Regions from separate parts of the Homo sapiens genome. Here all the other regions are linked to region 2. A link is a contact called in ENCODE Hi-C data. All regions are on one chromosome and are shown on one strand. Each heading gives the region's core, a stretch centred on a gene start or an enhancer-like site at or near the end of the contact. The rest is flanking DNA. Distances are from core to core; before and after follow the strand shown.

Region 1 (2,963 bases), core at 183-2,682, 1.5 Mb after region 2:
GTGTACTGCCCTCTTGGACTTTGATGTCAACAGTGGTGACCCTTGGAGCTCAGCCTTTGCAAACAAGGCTGGTGAACAGGGAAGACTGCCTGACCTTCCCGGACAACCACGCCACCAGAGGCGGGGGATTTATAGACAGATCGTACAGGGCGATGACGTTGACAGTCAATCTGGCATCCAGTGAATTTCACCTCAAGTATCTGGACCCCAAAAGTGGGCCACATAGCTTCCCTCCCCACCACCTAACTATCCTCAGCCTAAGAAGCAGCCCCTGTGAAGGAGAGGCTGTAACCCCGTTCTGCCTCAAACTCAATGGACGGCTTTGGAGAAGTCAACTATAGGCTTTTTACATAGAAAAGACGTGGGTGTGGCAATGTGATAGAGGTGGGGGTGCGAGGTAAAGGCTTGTTCTGAGGCTGCGTTTACACGGGGGGCATGATGGAGATTTCATTTAGAGTTTATGCTCATCCGGAGGAAGGGGTCGGATGGAAGTGGAAAGCCCTCCAAGCCAGCCCTTGGCACTGCCACTGTCCCTTCTGGTCCTGGACCTCAGTATCCTCACGCGTAAGACACTGAGCTGGACAGCAGTTCTGAAGTTTGGAGATTCCGGGAGAATCAGGAGAGGAAGGCCACCGGCCCACCCCGCACCCTCAAGCTCGGGGGTCTTCACAGGGACTCACACGGGACAGGGCGCGGGAGCGCTGCCCGGGACCCTAACGGCCCTGGCGCCCTCGGGGGCCCCGGAGGACAGAGGGCTGCACCCCGGCGCGGAGGGCGGAAGGAAGCGCGTGGGCGCGCGGCCCCGGGCGGCGGGGGCTACTCACGGGTCCCCGCGGTCGGGCCCACGGCCGCGGCAGTGGATGGGGTTGAGCTCGTCCTGGGGGAAGGCGTGAGCCATGTAGTTGTCGTAGCCAAAGACGAACATGCCCCGTGCCAGGTCGCGCATCTGGGCACGCAGCTGCGGAGGGAAGGCGCCGCTGTAGCGCTTCTCGTACTCGTCCGGGCCGCGGCCCCGGCCGCCCAGCACGTAGCCCCAGTTGGCTGGGCCGCACATCCCCGGCCCAGGACGCCGCGGAGCCTTGCGCGGGCTCTGCGCTGCCCCGGTCCCCGGCGGCTGCAGCCACGACGGCCCGGATACCCCCCCAGGCCGGCCCACGGGCCCCGAGGTGGGCGACGCGGGGCCGTCGGGGCTCCTCAGACGCTGGAAGCCGAAGCTGAGCGGAAAGCGCTGGTAGAAGCCCATGCTGGGCCCCAGCCCGAAGACGAGCCACAATACTCCATGGAGGCCAAGCCGGAGGAGCACCAGCCCCAGGACGAGCGCTCGCCATTGCATGGTCGCGCGGGCGCCGCGGGCATTATTTTAAAGCGCGGGGGCCTCCCCGCCGACCACCGCACCCCGCGCTCGCCCCGTAGCCCGGCTCGCTTCCCCTTTAAGGAACTCCCCCGTGACGCACCAGGAACTAGCCCATCGTCCCCAACCCCCAGGCTCTCCGGCGGGCCGGCCAGGCCCCACGGTCGCCCGCCCAGTGGCCCGGGATTGGCCCGGCCTGGGCCCGGCCTCGCGGGGCGCGGCCCAGGACTCCCTCCCACGCAGTAGGCCGCCAGGACGTCCGCGACGCCCCGAGGCCCCGCCCCTCACCCGGGCCCCGCCCCAACTCCCAAGCCCCGCCCCCCTGGGCGGTCCGTAGCCCGATGGGCTGGCGTGGCGAGCAGGAGCCGCGCCGGCCCGCGAGGGAACTTCCAGCCAATGGGAGAGCGGCACGGCAGCGCCCGCCGGACGCTGGACACAGACGTGACCCCAGACCGCCTGGCCTTGGGTGGATCGGGTCTCTGGGCAGAGCGTGTGTCCGGCAGAGCTAGGACCGGAAAAAGCCACTCTAGGTCTAGGTTAGGAGTGATGACAGTTAAAAGATATATAAGGAAAAGAAGGAAAGGATCGTTTCTGTATAAAACGAGCTATTTTTGCATATCGAGCGCATAAGTTTTATAACTTAGGTGTCTGTTTATGGAGAGGGTGGGATACTACCTTTTAGCTCAAGGAGTGCACAAAACGGTATCATGAATTCTGCTCTTTTGATTCAAACACCCAACTTTGAAGAATCGCTCATGGTGCTTGTAAAACACGTATCCCCAGATCCCTCCCTAGACCTATCGAACAACTCCAACGGTCTCGGGAATGTGCGTGTAAGTACTCTTGGACAGTTCTTAGAAACTGGAAGTTTCAGGAAATACAAAGTTATGTTATATTGCTTTTGTCTCGGAAATAGGATTTTTTTAAAAGGGGGGGGCGGGTTGGGGGTGGGAATGAAGGCTCCCACCACCACCAAATTATTTACCAGATATATCTAAACATGTCTTCTCCTGTCCCTCCCATCCTACCATCTCTCCTGTGCACCCGCAATTAGTGACCTAACCTTTGAGGTGTGGGGTAGATTCCCAGTTAAATAACTTTACCCCTCTGTATCTACTTCCTATAATTAAGAAGATTGCAAATGTTAGCTCTAAAGGGCTATGGCTTTCACATAAAGATTCAATGGTTTAGGCGCTTATTTATTTTGCTTGCTGCATTTGGAGTTGGCTGTAAGTTTTGCCCTCCCTAAGTTTAGACCCTATGCCTGTTTCATCAGGGTTTCTGAAAAGCTTGGGAAGCAAGACCTGACTAGACCCCCAAATCTGATATTGGCTGAATGGCCGACCAATGGAGTGCATAAGAAGGTAAGTTGTCATGTGGCACTCTCATCACATTTTCAGGGTAGAGGACTTTCTGAAATACAGAGGAGGTGTAAGGGGAACTAAGAAAACACTTGATTACAGCACATGGTAGCTGGCACATAGGAAGGTCCTTACTGTTGGCTGAGCCTTGTTCTTTCCCAACATTGAGACATCGAGAGCAGCCCAAGCAGCAAAAAGATTACGAAGACAGCTTGAGCCAGGGTCTTTAGACTACACAGCTTCTGCTTTTT
Region 2 (2,815 bases), core at 246-2,745:
AATACTGAAAACAGGCCGGGCATGGTGGCTCACGCCTGTAATCCCAGCACTTTGGGAGGCCGAGGCGGGCGGATCACGAGGTCAGGAGATCGAGACCATCCTGGCTAACACGGTGAAACCCCGTCTCTACTAAAAATACAAAAATTAGCCGGGCGTGGTGGCGGGCGCCTGTAGTCCCAGCTACTCGGGAGGCTGAGGCAGGAGAATGGCGGGAACCCGGGAGGCGGAGCTTGCAGTGAGCCGAGATCGCGCCACCGCCCTCCAGCCTGGGCAACAGAGCGAGACTCCATCTCAAAAAAAAAAAAAAAAAAAAAAAAAGAAAAGAAAAGAAAAAAAGAATAAAGACCAAAAACAAAGCACACAAATGCTCAAAGCTGGGATGGGGGTTGGGGAAGTCTCTGGTGGTCTAGTCTAGATTCCTCGTCTTAAATCGGGAGGAATAATAATAATATGGCCAAGGTTATTTTCTTACTGAGCCAGGAGCAGAACTTAATCTGCTGAGTTGAGTCATGGGTATTTTTCAACAACACCATTGTGGCAAAAATTTACTTTGCTACTGAACTTTTCCATTTTCTCTCTCTGGCCACAGAAAAGTTAATCACAGGCTCTCTGGGTCACCTTTGGTGACTTGGTCTGTGACTCTCATGCTCCTGCGTGCATGCCCTTATTTATAGTAGAAAACAACTATAAACTGCTCAGTGGAGACCAAGGCCATCTAGGCTGCGCTGGTGGTGGCTTGGCTAATTCACTACCCTTTGCCTCTGGCTCCTCAATTATGGAGTAGAATATGTTTCATCTTTCCAGAGACCTTTGACAGTCTTAGCTGAAAAGCCTCTGAGAAGTGAAGAGCATTACTGTGCCCTGCAAGTGAAAACTCCACCATTCTGCAAACTATCTCTGTATCTGGAAATGAAACTGAAATTCACAGCTGTCATTGGTCTAAGTCATATATTACCCAGCAGTTTATTTCCACAGGCACAGCCAAATTTGCTTTGCAGTTTATGAGCTCTACGCACTTGGTTCTCTGTGGAAATAACAGTATATGTGAGAAAGAACAATAGATTTGGGGTTAAGAGTTCTGCCTTTGAGTCCCAGTTCATCCACTTACTGCTTGTGTGCCTATAGGCTGCTATTCCAACTCTCTGGGCTTCTGTTTCCTCCTTTTAAATAGCCTTAATGCTGCTTATGTCAAGATATTCTCCTCCAGTGTTTGCTATTGACACTGTATTTTTCATCTGCCTCAGTGTAGAAGTTATCTTTTCACTTTCCCAGTGTTCATAATTTTTTCCCTTTTCTAAGACCACTAATTTTTCATTTTGCTGTCCATGTGGCCCCAAGGAATGCGACTCTACTCTCAGCTCTTCCAGAAGAGTATGTGACCATGCTGAAGCCAATGAGCACACTCAGTGCCCTCTGGTCTCAAAAACTGGGTTCAGTTGACATGTGAACCAATGCACTAGCCCAATCGGATGGTCCCAGGACTGGCCAGTCAATGCTGCATCCAAGAGTTTCACTTCCTCTTCACTTTGCAAGGAACAAGATACATGAAACTGTTATGACCATTTGCTTCCACAAGAGACACCAACTTGAGGACAAAACTGACACACTGAGGTGGCAGAGCTGAAAGAACCGGCGCCTGGGAGCCACAATTAACTTCTGGATCAAACCACACCTAAAAGCAACTTTATCTCTGTAATTTTCAGTTATCTGAACCAGTTCTCTTCATTGCTTAAACAAGTTTGAGTGTGTCTATTTATACACCAGGAAACCTAATCATGTGGGCTAATATAAACATTGTGGTCACGACCATGTTTTCTAAGCAGCCAACTTTTCACACATTTTAAAAAATATTATTTATAATTTGCTCCATTCCAAAAACCTTAGCATGGGATGTTGTTTAGACAACCAATGCTAAAGGTTCTTTGAATACTGAGGTTAAATGTATATATGTGTGTGTGTTTGTGCATTTAGTAAACTGCGAAGTACAAATCTAAAATATCATTGTTTCACAAAGCAGTGAGTCTTAAGGAAACGCACTGATCTTAGTTTTACTTTATTTGAGGTAAATAAACTAAAGGAATCTGTAGGTCTTATTCCTCAAATAGTGAGAACACACATATATGAAATTTCATAGAGTTCATGGACAAACCTCAGAAGTCATTTATTATGTCTTCAGGACTGATCTTTTAGAATTGATTCTCAATGTATAGTTTATGGGCACATAACAAAGATTTTTAAAACCACACATTGTCCTAAGCACCAATGCACTCTAAGAATTCCTCTATTGAATATATCTTATTAGAAACTCCCATCTCTAAGCTCTATGAGAATTCAGTCAAAGCTCCATTACAATTAAAGCCACAATTAGAGATGTTCAGCTGAAGTCGATGGTCCCATGCTTTTCTTGTGACCTGCCTTCACATTTCTCCTTAAATTATTTCATAATAAGGTGGGGAAATGTTTGATGGCTGTCTAAAACACAGATTGAAGTGGAAACAACCACAATAATTGAATTCAAGATTTTATTCATGGAGTCATTTTATATCCTTTTGAAAGCAACTCAAGAGATTCCTATAGCTCCTTCTTCCAATCAAACCTCATAAAGGAGAGGGGAGAGGGCAGCAGACAAATATGGGAAGAGGTTACAGGTTTAGTGTGGGTAACAAAGTTATTTCCATCCTTCCCCCAACTCATCCACTACAAACCTTATGCCACAAAAAAGTCTTCAGCACAGAAAAGCAACAGTGAATTTATGATGCAAGCTTGGGCCAACAGCTGAAATTATGGAGTCAGGAAAACCATGATTTGAATTCCA
Region 3 (2,980 bases), core at 127-2,626, 1.7 Mb after region 2:
AAAAATCACACACCAAAGCAAGTCCCCTTATTTGACAACAACAACAAAAAAGGTGGGGGGAGTGGTAGAGGGGAAGGGGTAAATAAAATGTGTGTGTTTCTTGGCGTGTTCCTTTAAGTGAGAAAAACTAGGGAATCCTGAAAATCACCAGAAGTTAAACTCCTGAAAAGGAAGGCCAGTTGGTGTTGGAGCCAACTTGGAGAGGTCCAAGTGGTTCTCGCCTCATTTGCATGAGTCAGCCAGAAAACGCCAGGACTGTGGAGGAGGACCCCACCGCAGAGCCACCCGCCAGCTCTGATCCGCCAGTCTGGTCTGCAGTTCCCCGCGGAACCTGCAGGCGGCGAGTGACCCGCCCGCCCTCTGGGCAAAGGACTGGGTTGGAAAGGGGCCAGCTTCTCACTTACTGTAAGTTTGAGATGTTCGGGTAGGAGATCCTTCAGCTGGGCGATGCACTCGTTAATCCGGTCACGTCTCTTTTTCTCGATGAGCCGGTGCGGCAATTTGTAGGTCTCCTGCAAGACGCACGGGGAGGCGGTGGGCGCTTGGGGAAGGAGATGAGAAGCCTATCCTCCCAGCCCCGCAGCAACAGTCCGGCAGAGGAGCAGAGTAGCAGAGTAGCACCCAGAACCATCGTCTGCCCTTTCTTTTCCAAGTCACTCAGAAGAGGCACCGAGCCCACACCCTGCATCCCCTCGCCAACCTCAAAGCGAGAAAACTTTTCTTGGAAACTCAGCGCGCGCGAGGGGCTGAGCGCAGGGTCCCTAGGGGTGCACTTGCTTACCTTGCTGTCCTCGCTCCGCTTTATTCCCCGTCTTGACTTGTACACTTGGTACATGTGGGCAGGGTACATCCTGCAGGAAGAGAGACCAGGAAGGGTCGTGACTGCTTGCGCACGGCTGCAGGCGTTCTGCCGGGCAAGAACCTCCCGGTGCGCCCGGAGCTGCTCCAAGTTGAGAGTGGCGCATAACATGGGGCTGCAGTTGAGGCTTGAAGGGCCAAGGAGTGCCAACTTACCCTGGTAGGTCTCCGTGCTCCAGTCCCGGTGCTTTGGGCAGGCAGGCGGGGGGTGGTTGCGCGCTGGGGATCCGCTCCATGGCGCGGCGAGCCGGGGCCACTGCGCGCTCCTGTCTGCACTAGCGGAGCGTCTGGATGAGGACTGCCCTGGAGAGGGCTTCGGGGGTCTCTCCGCAGATGTTCCTCTGAGTCTGAGCTCTTTGAAATCCCCTGGGCTGCTGGAATCTTCGGCTTTGAGATGCAGCTTCAGTTGGGGGCGTGCATGGCCCGGTGTCCCCGCGGCCTCTGGCTCCGACTCAGCGCACAGACTGGCGGTGTGTGCTCCCTGCGCGGTCTGTCTGCGCCGTGCGAGCCAAGTGAATGAGAAGTGGGGCGGGCGGGGAGGCGGGAGGGAGCGGGTGAGGGGGGGGCGGTTAGGGCGGAGTGGGGGGGTGGGGGGGCAAGCCGAGGAGTAATGGAGAGGCTGCGGGCTGGGTTAAATGGGAGCGAGTGGGTGGGTTGGAGCTACGTGTTCTACCCTGTGACTCCAGGCACGTCTGGCCACTGCCGGGGAGGGAAGGAGCGACCTGCCCGCCCTCCCCCGGCTTCATCACATGAGTCTCACGTGTTGGACAACGCTCCGGCGGCTGCTAGGGAGCCCCCACCCCCAGCCCCGGCCCCCAGGTGTCTGCGGCTGCGGCCGCCTTTCCCCGAAGAGGGGGTGGCAGCACGACCTGGGTCCTGCCCAGTTGGGTGGGGGGCGCGGAAGCTGGAAGGGACGGGGGTGCTGGGGGAGGGGGAGAAGTTGGTAACGTGGGCGAACCTGCCCCAGGGAAATGAAGTAAGTTCCCGTCTCCTGGGAGGGAACGGGGGAGGACGGATCCGCCCGCGTCTGACTCAAGCCGGGAGAGGAATATCCCCTTGCTAGCTCCAGCCCAGCCCTCTTCCTCCTCCCCCGCCCGGCCCGCTTGGAGGAACCGGCGCGCTGCGGAGGGAGTCGCCCGGCCCCCCAGCCTTCCCCAGAGGCTGGGGTTTCTTTCCGTCCTGGCTTCCCTGCCCCCACTGCTCACCCTCGCGTCCAGGAATTGCCCGCCTTGGGGAGGGACCGAGGGGCGGGGCGGATGTCACCCCATGGGAAGCGGGCCGACGGCCAAGCGCAGGGGCAGCTGAGGCTGCCGCCGAGCACGCCGCGCGCACCTGACCGTGGAGGGTGTGAGCCGAGGGCCCCTCGCTCCCAGGAGCTCCGCTCCTGGGCACAACCTGCGGGCGGGCGGGCACCCGGTTGCGCAGCCCCCTGGGTGCCCCAGTGTCACCCCCTTCCTCCCGGCCAGTCAAGCGCAGAAAGATACCGGGCGCTGTGCCCGGCGCTCCCTCCCTCCTCTGCCCCCTCCGGAGCAGAGGCGCCCCGGTCGCCTCCCCTCCGGCTGCAGCGTTACACAACCGCGGCGGCGGCGCCTGCCCTGCAGCAGCGCAGGGCGTGACGCTTCACGTGGCCGGGCTCAGGTCGTAGCACCGCGGACCGCGAGCCTCTCTGCGTTGACCCAGGGACTGAGACCCCGGGGACGTGGCGTGCCAGCCCGGATCGGCCCTCTCCCTGCCTGTTGGGAAGTTCGGCGGCGCTGTTCGCGGTCTGCACCCAGGGCAGGAGGGATGAGAGAGACAAGAAAAAAAAACCGCCTGTTACAGGGAAATCTTAGCAATCATGCGGTCGACACGTATTTCTTGAGCCCCCTGCTCTGCACTAGGCGCTGCACTAGTTGATGAATCCGACACGGATCCTGCCCTTGAACTTGCAGAACCTCTAGGAAGAGGTTAAATTGAGCAATAAAGGAAAGGCAGCCCTGGGAAAATTGTATCGAGGCCACTGGCTGACAGAGGGGAAAAACAATGAGAACTTGTGTTGCTTTGTGTTTTGTTTTTAATTTCATTGTAACCGAGATGCCTAGGTAGAGAAGCGGGGGAGAAGCTAACCCAAAGCCCCAAGCCC

The links. Hi-C counts contacts between places; a loop is a spot of excess contacts on that map. Pooled maps may share reads with other maps.
Region 1: a loop to region 2 is called in a pooled map, with 4 times the contacts of the local background. The contact joins the promoter of EDEM1 here to the enhancer-like site in region 2. A Hi-C loop is called at or near these places in 3 of 37 single-sample maps with no recorded cell type and 2 of 50 pooled maps.
Region 3: a loop to region 2 is called in a map with no recorded cell type, with 19 times the contacts of the local background. The contact joins the promoter of BHLHE40 here to the enhancer-like site in region 2. A Hi-C loop is called at or near these places in 2 of 37 single-sample maps with no recorded cell type and 1 of 50 pooled maps.

Annotation. Positions count from the first base shown.
Region 1 is chr3:5,186,176-5,189,138 of GRCh38, reverse strand. EDEM1 (ER degradation enhancing alpha-mannosidase like protein 1) reads right to left here and starts at 1,432. Exons shown (of 12, transcript NM_014674.3): 1 at 825-1,432. The coding sequence starts at 1,333. RefSeq lists enhancers at 444-493, 2,915-2,963 and silencers at 644-933, 984-1,153, 1,394-1,803.
Region 2 is chr3:6,678,436-6,681,250 of GRCh38, reverse strand. The region is part of intron 2 of GRM7-AS3 (GRM7 antisense RNA 3); the gene reads left to right. The region is part of intron 1 of LOC105376944 (a long non-coding RNA gene); the gene reads right to left. Among named protein-coding and RNA genes, the nearest start is that of GRM7-AS3, 130 kb to the left of the region's middle. Within about 2 kb of position 1,495, at least 2 of the 41 ENCODE cell types and tissues checked have a DNase peak (open chromatin) inside an H3K27ac peak, as active enhancers do.
Region 3 is chr3:4,977,833-4,980,812 of GRCh38, reverse strand. It overlaps BHLHE40 (basic helix-loop-helix family member e40), which reads right to left and starts at 1,376. Exons shown (of 5, transcript NM_003670.3): 1 at 1,015-1,376; 2 at 782-851; 3 at 405-512. The coding sequence starts at 1,094. It overlaps BHLHE40-AS1 (BHLHE40 antisense RNA 1), which reads left to right and starts at 852. Exons shown (of 3, transcript NR_125916.1): 1 at 852-1,018. RefSeq lists enhancers at 393-987, 1,095-1,244, 2,545-2,664, 2,795-2,844, 2,965-2,980 and silencers at 1,395-1,454, 1,665-2,434.